Regions from separate parts of the Homo sapiens genome. Here region 1 is linked to region 2. Evidence: read pairs that join two places in POLR2A ChIA-PET (ENCODE). Cell type or tissue: CD4-positive, alpha-beta T cell. All regions are shown on one strand. Each heading gives the region's core, and the rest is flanking DNA. Links, peaks and the distances in the headings are about the cores only. Region 1 overlaps ELMO1 (engulfment and cell motility 1). Region 2 overlaps AOAH (acyloxyacyl hydrolase).

What was found. Peaks named below come from ENCODE experiments on the same cell type or tissue, not always from the same donor. Only the 100,000 strongest peaks of a DNase experiment are listed, where the experiment ranks them.
Region 1: POLR2A ChIA-PET joins it to region 2 with 7 read pairs; 1 of 35 experiments calls an interaction of 5 or more read pairs at or near these places.

Annotation. Positions count from the first base shown.
Region 1 is chr7:36,936,371-36,940,773 of GRCh38, forward strand. All of the region lies in intron 16 of ELMO1 (engulfment and cell motility 1), which reads right to left. Among named protein-coding and RNA genes, the nearest start is that of MIR1200, 19 kb to the left of the region's middle. In CD4-positive, alpha-beta T cell, for the core only: no CTCF peak of the experiment used is centred there; a DNase peak (open chromatin) is centred at 1,991.
Region 2 is chr7:36,676,172-36,680,574 of GRCh38, forward strand. All of the region lies in intron 2 of AOAH (acyloxyacyl hydrolase), which reads right to left. Among named protein-coding and RNA genes, the nearest start is that of AOAH, 46 kb to the right of the region's middle. In CD4-positive, alpha-beta T cell, for the core only: no CTCF peak of the experiment used is centred there; a DNase peak (open chromatin) is centred at 2,480; H3K27ac peaks cover 1,410 bases.

The DNA.
Region 1 (4,403 bases), core at 312-4,311, 260 kb after region 2:
GCTACCACCCCTGGATTACGCTGGCCCTGAATTCTACCTTAGTCTGGCTTCTAGTTAAAGAGCCAACACATTTTCTTCTCTCGATTTTTTAGTTTTATTTTTTAGAGATGGGGGTCTCGCTCTGTTGCCCAGACTGGAGTGCCATGGTGCAATCATGGCTCACTGCAGCCTCCACCTCCCAGTCTGAAGTGATCCTCCTGCCTCAGTCTTCCAAGGAGCTGGGACTACAGGTGTGCACCATCATGCCTGGCTAATTTTTGTATTTTTTGTAGAGATGGGGTCTATGTTACCTGGGATGGTCTCAAACTCCTGGCCTCAAGCCATTTTTCCTTCTTGGCTTCCGAAAGTGTTGAGATTATAGGTGTAAGCCACCGAATCTGGCCCATTTTCTTCTTAAAGACCATTAATGTTTGGTTTTCTGTTGCTTACAAATGAAAGCATATGAAAAGCTAAAGATATCTGTTAGGATTTTGGGGAAGATACATTAAAAAAAGAATGTGCTTAACACAGGATTAAGTATAGAGTAAGCACTGAAAATATGGTATTTCCTTTTATTGTAGTTTCTTTTTTGGGCCACACTGCTTCACCTCAATTAGGGGGTTCTCCCAGGGATCTACTTCAGTTTTATTCGGGCACAGGGACATCACTGGCATTTTAAATGTTGGGAGGCTTTGTTTTATTTTTGGCAGTCTCTAGGGGCAGGGGAAAGAACTATATTCAACAAATCTTTAGCACCGGTTATGGTTTTAATTTTGCTCCCCCCAAAAGATATGCTGAAGTCCTCACACCAGTACCTCAGAATGTGACACTATTTGGAAACAGTGCCATTGCAGATGTAATTAGTTACGATGCAGTCATACTGGAGCAGAGTTGGCCCCTAGTCCAGTATAACTGGCGTCCTTATAAGAAGATGGCAATATGAAGACAGTCACACAGGGAGAACGCCACGTGACAACAAAGGCAGAGACTGAAGTGATGCAGCTGCAAGCGAGGAAATGCCAAGGATGGCCAGCAATTCAACAGAAACCTGTGAAAGGCAAGGAGAGATTCCCCTGCAGATTTCAGACAGAGCAAGGCCCTGTGAGCCATGCTCCAAAACTAGGAGACCATAACTTTCTCATAGCCTCCAAAACTATGAGACCATAATTTCCTGTTGTCTGAAGGCTCCTCATTGGTAGTACTTTGTTACAGCAGCCCTAAGCAATGAACACAGTGCTTATTCAGAAACATGTAATGGAAGAAAATCAAGTGTAAACCAGACATTTAAAATCCCTTGTCTCTTTAAAGGATTTCAGACTGTTATCAGATGTCCTCTATTGACAATAGTGTATGCTACTGCTAATAGTCTAAGATTTCCTCCCTAAAAGCACCACAATACCCGTTGTTTAAAAATAATAATGGTTTGCTCAGTCTTTTTATTTGAATAAAATTAAATGCAACAGTGAGAGGTATAAAACAAAAGTGGAGCTCCTACAGCTGAAGGAAGCTGGAGGGATTCAGACTTGCTGCTAACACTCTCTAGTGGCCCCTGAGGCCACTCATGGAACTGCCAGGTGCCACAGAACTCAGGCTGAGAAACACTATTCTAGAAGCTGCAAATAATGTCTGCTTATGGTCGCATCCAGGAGTACAGTAGGAGTCCTCTTAAAAGACGGCCACCATAACAGACTTGCCAGTTTATGAAACATCCTCCATCCTTTTTCTAAAATATACTGACTGCTGCCCAGGCTGACACTCCAAGCTCACAGTCAAGATGCTGGAATGCCCCTGGGTTTCTGCTCCCACCAGCTGAGATGTGAGATTTAGGGATCTTTGTCTCCAAATGTGTTTCTTCCAGTTATAGTTGTCATTGTAATTATGTAATTTGATTGCATATTATATACACTGATGAAATATGAGTAGAAAAAGCTCCAAGTTGAATGCTTTGAAAGACTGGATAAAAACAAGTTGCTGAAACCAAGCCAAACCTGCTGTTGAACCACATGTGGGTGGGTCAACCACAGAAAACTGGAAGAGATTGTACTTAGATAACTTCAAAAGTGTCTTCAGAGCTTGTTCCACTTTAAGAAAACTGAAACTGGAAATCACAGATGATGTCTTTTTGGCATGGTTTATCTAAGAATGGTAATTAGAAACTCCAATCTGCAAATTTAAGAAAAAGCTTGAGTCTCACATTAAAAAGTTGGTGATTTAACATGCATTTGTATGTTTTAAGTTAAAATAAAATATTTAAGGTATGCATATATCATATTATGATTAACCATAACCACTGTCATCAACTTTTTAATTAACTAATCAGCTGCCAACTCCTGATGCATGAGCTAAGAGGGCCTTTATTACAGTTTCTTCATTTTGGATACTGTGTTCTTGGATGGGAAAATCCTATTTCTCTATTTTAGTTGTCATCAATGGCTACCTAGAATGTAAGGTCCATGAGAGAGATTTTTTTGTCTATTTTGTTCAGTGACGTCAATTTTCAAAAAATTCAATTGATTTAAACATCAAAGATTAGCTGGGCATGGTGGTGCATGCCTGTAGTCCTAAGTACTCGGGAGGCTGAGGTGGGAGGATTGTTTGAGCCAGGGAGTTCCAGGCTGCAGTGAGCTATAATCGTACAACTGCACTCCAGCCTGGGTGACAGAGCAAGACCTTGTCTCTTAAAAACAAAGCTATAGACATTGCTAATTAAAAAAAAAATGAACATGTATTTACCTGCAAAATTGTTTAAGCTAATACAAATAGAGACTAACCCCTAAAGTACTATGGACATAACTGTATTTTAACACATTTAAGAAATGAGTTTTTTTTTTTTTATCTCCTAGCCACAGCATACAAAGGCCAAAGACTTGGCCACTTACCGAAGACAGAGTCTAAGATCTGCTCCAAGACTTAACCTAGTCAGGCTGGGGGCTCAAGTACTCATAGAAGACTTAACCTAGTCAGGCTGGGGGCTCAAGTACTCATAGAAGACTTAACCTAGTCAGGCTAGGGGTTCATGTACTCATAGAAGACTTAACCTAGTCAGGCTAGGGGTTCATGTACTCATAGAAGACTTAACCTAGTCAGGCTGGGGGCTCAAGTACTCATAGAACAACTCTTCCCGCAGGCTCTGTGTGTTTCACTTCCAGCAAGTCTACACAGAGTAGATCCTATTCCAACTTGGATATGTTTTGATTCAGCTCACTTAACCAAGAACTACATTTTTAAAATATTCTCAGAGATGAAGTGGTGAACAGAATACATGGGAAGCATTGCTGTGGCTCTGGACCATGCCACATATAGACAAGGGTTCCCATGTTCAAAGTGCAGATCAACCCTTTCCCTGGGATGGCGGGGGGTGCCCCACTCTCAGAAAGCCAGGCCGACAAGGAGAGAGCAGGAATTGCAAAAGCCCACCCTCCTGCTTTCACTGCTCAGGGATCTGGGAGGCAGAGGGGCCAAGTGGCTGGCCGGAGGCATGCGTGGAGTGGCATCTGACCCACAATAAGAAAACAAATTTCCTGTTTTATTCTTCACAACACTGTATGCTCCTGGCAAAAGCAAACCAGTATGAATGAATTCATAACACACACCTTATCCTTACATGTGACGTGTGCTCAATAAATACTGGTTGGTTTTATTGCCTGACTCCACAGGTGGCAATTGACAGGATTTTGGGTGTGGAAATGATCAAGACTTTGTAAACGGGAAGAATCTGGAGTGGCATATGTTGTTGCCATTCCCCTAACCCCATTAGCAGCTGGGTGAGTGAAGAGTAAATAGACAACCATCTCCTAGTTCTGAGGCTGCTTTCCCTGAAGGGACTTTCTAAATGAGAACCTTGCCTAAATTGGCAATTAACCCAAGCTTAACAAGGGCTTACAGTCACACTGGGGCAAATCTGGTGAAAGCAACCTTAGATAGAATAGGCCAAGGAGAGCCTTCTACACTCACACTGTATGTGAGAAAGCAAGTGAGTAGTAGTATTCAAGTCTTTCATTCCTAGGGGTGATTATTTCTACAGTGGGACTTAAGGAGAATAGGGAACTACCAAAGCTCCTCTGAGGCTGCCCTTTTGGGTTGCAGGTATTTGTATATTCTTTAGCCCTTAAGAGGGTAATTTAGTGATTTAAAGCACAGGCTTGGGCAAGATACAATTGTAGTTTAGAATATTAGTTCTGATACTGGGCAAGATACTTATAAATTCTTAAAGCCTCAGTTTCTTTTTGGAGGGGACATGTATCTACTTCAGAGTTCTGTTGTGAATATTGAGTATAGTAATCAATGCAAATTGCCTAGCACATAGATGTTCATGAAATATTAGTTAATTGACAACTATTAGTAACAATAATAATGACAAATTAACAATCTTAGGGAAATAAAAGAAACTCTCACCAAGTCAAACATTTGAGTGTCTAGCATGT
Region 2 (4,403 bases), core at 187-4,186:
AGACTATCTTGTGGCTGATATGATCTTCCATGTAGAAAATCCTAAGGAATCTATTAAAAACTATAAGAACAAATAAATAAGTTCAGTAAAGCTGCAGGATACAAGATCAATATGCAAAACCAATTGTATTTCTATGTAGCAGAAGTGAGCAAATAAAAACTGAAATTAAGGAAAACAATTCCATTTACAGTAGCATCAAAAAGAACTAAATTCTTAGGAACAAACTTAACCAAAAAAAGTGCAAAATATATACTCTGAAAACTACATTGTTAAAAGAAGTTAAAGTAGACCTAAATAAATGGAAAGACATTCCATATTCATGAATTGGCAGACTTAATATTGTTAAGAGGGCAATTCTTCCCAAACTGATCCACAGATTCAATGCCATCTCTACCAAAAACCTAGCTAACTTCTTTGCAGAAACTGAGCAGCAGATCCTAACATTCATACGAAAAGTCAAGCGACTCAGAACACCAAAACAATATTGAAAGAGAAGAACAAGTTGGAGGACTGACATTGGGAAACAATTTCAAAGCTAGACAGCTACTGTAATCAAGATAGCATGGTATTAACATAAAGACAGACATATGGATCAATGAAATAGAATCAATAGTTCAGAAACAAACCCTAACATTTAGTCAAAAGTGCAAAGACCATTTCATTGGAGGAATTTAACAAATGGTGCTGGGACAACTGGACAGCCACAGGCAAAAGAATGAATTTGGACACTTACTTCACACTATATACAAAAATTAACCCAAAACGGGTCAAAGACCTAAATGTAAGAGTGAAAACCGTAAAATTCATACAAGGAAACACTGGCATAAATCTTACTGACTTTGGGTTAGGCAACGTTTTCTTAGATATGACACCAAAAGCACAAGCAAAAGAAGAAAAAAAAAACAGAGAAACTTGACTTCATTAAAATAACAATAAGTTTTGCACTTCATAGAACACCAACAGAAAGTAAAAAGACAGCCCACAGAATGGGAGAAAATTTTTGCCAATCATATATCAAATGACCTATCACAGTGCTAGAATATATAAAGGACTATTACAACTCAATAATAAAAAGACAAATAGTCCAATTAAAATATGTACAAAGAATCTGAATAGACAGTTTTCCAAAGAAGATATACCAATGTCCAAAAGCCACATGAAAAGATACTCAACATCATTAGCTACCAAGGAAATGCAATTCAAAGCCAAAATGAGATACAACTTCATGTCCACTATAATGTGCTATAATAAAAGAGAGAATAATATGTGTTGGTGAGGATGTGGAGAAATCAAAAGCTTGTACAATGCTGATGGCAATGTAAACTCGTGCAGCCAGTTTGTAACCAGCCTACCAGCTCCTCAGACTGTTTAACATAGAGTTACTATGTGATCCAGCAATATGATCCAGTTTATATATGATCCAGCAATGTGATCCAGTTTATATATATATATAAACATATGTCCACACAGAAATGTGTACACAAATATTTATAGCAGCATTTTGCATAATAGCCAAGAAATGTAAACTCCTCAAATACCTATCAGCTAATAGATCAACAAACGTGGTATACCTATACGATGCAATATTATTCAGCCGTAAAAAGTAATAAAGTTATAATACATGCTACAACATAGTGAATCTCTAAAACACTATGCTAAGGGAAAGAAATCAGTCACACAAGACCAGATATTGTATGATTCCATTTATATGAAATGCCCAAAACAGGCAAAGTCATAGACACAGAAAGTAGATTAGTGGTTTCTTAGGGCTGGAAAGAGTGGGTGTTTGGGGGCGGATGCTAAAAGGCATGTAGTTTCTTTCTGGTGTAATGAAAATGTTCTAAAATTGATTGTGGTGACTGATGAACACGCAACTCTATGACTGTACTGAAAGTCACTAAATTGTACACTTTAAATGAGTGAACTGTACAGTATGTGAATTGTAGCTTAATAAAAGTGTTTAAATACAGATTCCCTCTCCCTTGGGATCCTTTTTAGGGGTGCTACTGTGGAGAGGGTCAAGAAGCTCTGATGTCACAGTATACTCAGAGACCTGCATTTCATTCAGTACCAGCCCACTGGCTTCTGGCCTTGGAGAAATTGCCTCCCCTTTCTGGACTTCCATTTCCTCATCTGAAAAATGTGGGTGTAGGATTTGGTCTCTATCACTATAATGTCTGCTAAGTTTGGGGACTTTTGTAAGAGATATTCCAAATTAAATGAAGGAGCTTTGGAAAAAAGTTAAAAGTACTGCTAATGCAGAACTGGCTTAGCCTAGAGCAGAGCAATTTAAAAATGGACATTAGGGTGTTCTTTGATAAAGTTCTAATACTGGCTGAAAGGCAGAGAAAATTCATCTTCTTTCTGGTAAGATAAGCAGTGTGTGTGTGTGTGTGTGTGTGTGTGTGTGTGTGTGTGTGTGTGTGTGTGCGCGCGCGCGCGCGTTAGAATTCTGTTTAGCTCAAGTCAAAGAGGATGGCTGCAGGTTCCTTCCTCCCTGAGCAGAACCATTTGAATAGTTTCCGGTAGTCTTCTGTGATTGTTAGCTTGAGAGGCCCCTGGAGCAATGGCTGATATGGGACAGGAAATGCTCTCTGAGAGCTAAATTCTGAGAGCAATCCGTAAGGGTACAAAGCAGAAATATGCAAAATCTCCAGAAAGAGCCAGCTATCCCCAGTCAGCCATGATCAGATGGTAACCTGATTGTTACTGATACACCTGAAGAAAAATTTGGCATTTACATATTGACAGTAGCTTAGCTAAAGTAAAAATTATACTGTTAAACTCTGCCTGTGACAAGGATCATACAAGAGTATTTAATTTCTACAGATTAAAAGAGACTTGGAACAGCATAGGAAAAAAGAAAATGTGGCTATTCCAAAGGACAAAATAAAGTTAAAATAAGACCAATTAAGTAGTTATCATACATTGGGTGTATACAGATGTATGTGTAAATAAAACATAGGACATTCCAATTTGTAAGTTACCTTCATGTTTACCATCACTTCCTTTCTCATAAGAATCTTTTCTAGTTCTAGATCCCTGAGGAATCACCACACTGTCTTCCACAATGGTTGAACTAGTTTACATGTACCTTAGAACTTAAAGTACAATAAATATATATATAAAAAATAAAAATAAAAAAAAGTATTGAGGCCTCAAAAAAAAAAGAATCTTTTGAGGGGGTAATTATTTTTATCCTCATTCTATAGACAAGAACATTAAGACTTAGAGAGCTTAAGATCACAACATAGCAAGTGGTTCAGCTGAGATTAAAATACTCCAAAAGGTCTTGTTATTTGTAGTATACATTTCAATGTGCTTAGGACATTTTATTTGATGCCTTATCTACCTCAAGTATAGCAGATATTGTTATACATTATTATATGTATAATATGTATACATTATTATATGTATAATATGTATACATTATTACATATGTATAATTATTATATACAAACTTGAAGCACAGTGCCACCAAGGGACCACATAATTATTTTTTTTTGAGACGGAGTCTTGCTCTGTCCCTAGGCTGGAGTGCAGTGGTGCAATCTCAGCTCACTGCAACCTCCACCTCCAGTGTTCAAGCAATTCTTCTGCGTCAGCCTCCTGAGTAGCTAGGACTACAGGCACATGTTACCACGCCCAGTTAATTTTTGTATTTTTAGTAGAGATGGGGTTTCACCACGTTGGCCAGGATGGTCGTGATCTCTTGATCTTGTGATCCGCCCGCCTTGGCCTCCTAAAAGTGCTGGGATTACAGGCATGAGCCACCACAACCGGCCAACCACACAATTTTATAAGTACATATTCTGGGATGCATTCAGACTTTCAGAACCTCCAGAGTAGGCATGAAGTGCCTTCTTTCTTTTAAGACTACATGAGTTTTTAACAATTATATTCCACAGAGATAAAATTTCTGCATAGGTGACCCAGGAAAGTGAACTTGTAGCAAGACTCTCAGGGCATATGATTCTGTTGACCCCTGACTAGTGAGAATGATTCCATTAATCATTTTCCATTAACAATTCCGAGATTCTTCCAAGGTGCTTCCTAATGAGAGCCAGAGGCAAAAGCAGTGGATGAAACTGAGGGTCAGAAATGCTTTGCACGATTAGAAAAAAACTGTCTTATAGGGCACAGGGAAAGGCAACATGATTTACTAAGAGATTATTCTCAAGAATGGTGCTTACGCGATTTCCCTGCTAAAACTTTGTTTTTTGTACTTTTTTAGCTTTGGAGGTGAAAGTAATACTTCACTGAAAAATAATTTAAAAATAATTGTGTGTTTATGTGCTTAATTTCATATCCTTCTGTCCCCCATTCACCTGGCCTACCAGACAGAAGGCAATGCAATATTGGATCCCAGTAGGCACTGTGGGTCAGGCCTATTATGTCTTCCA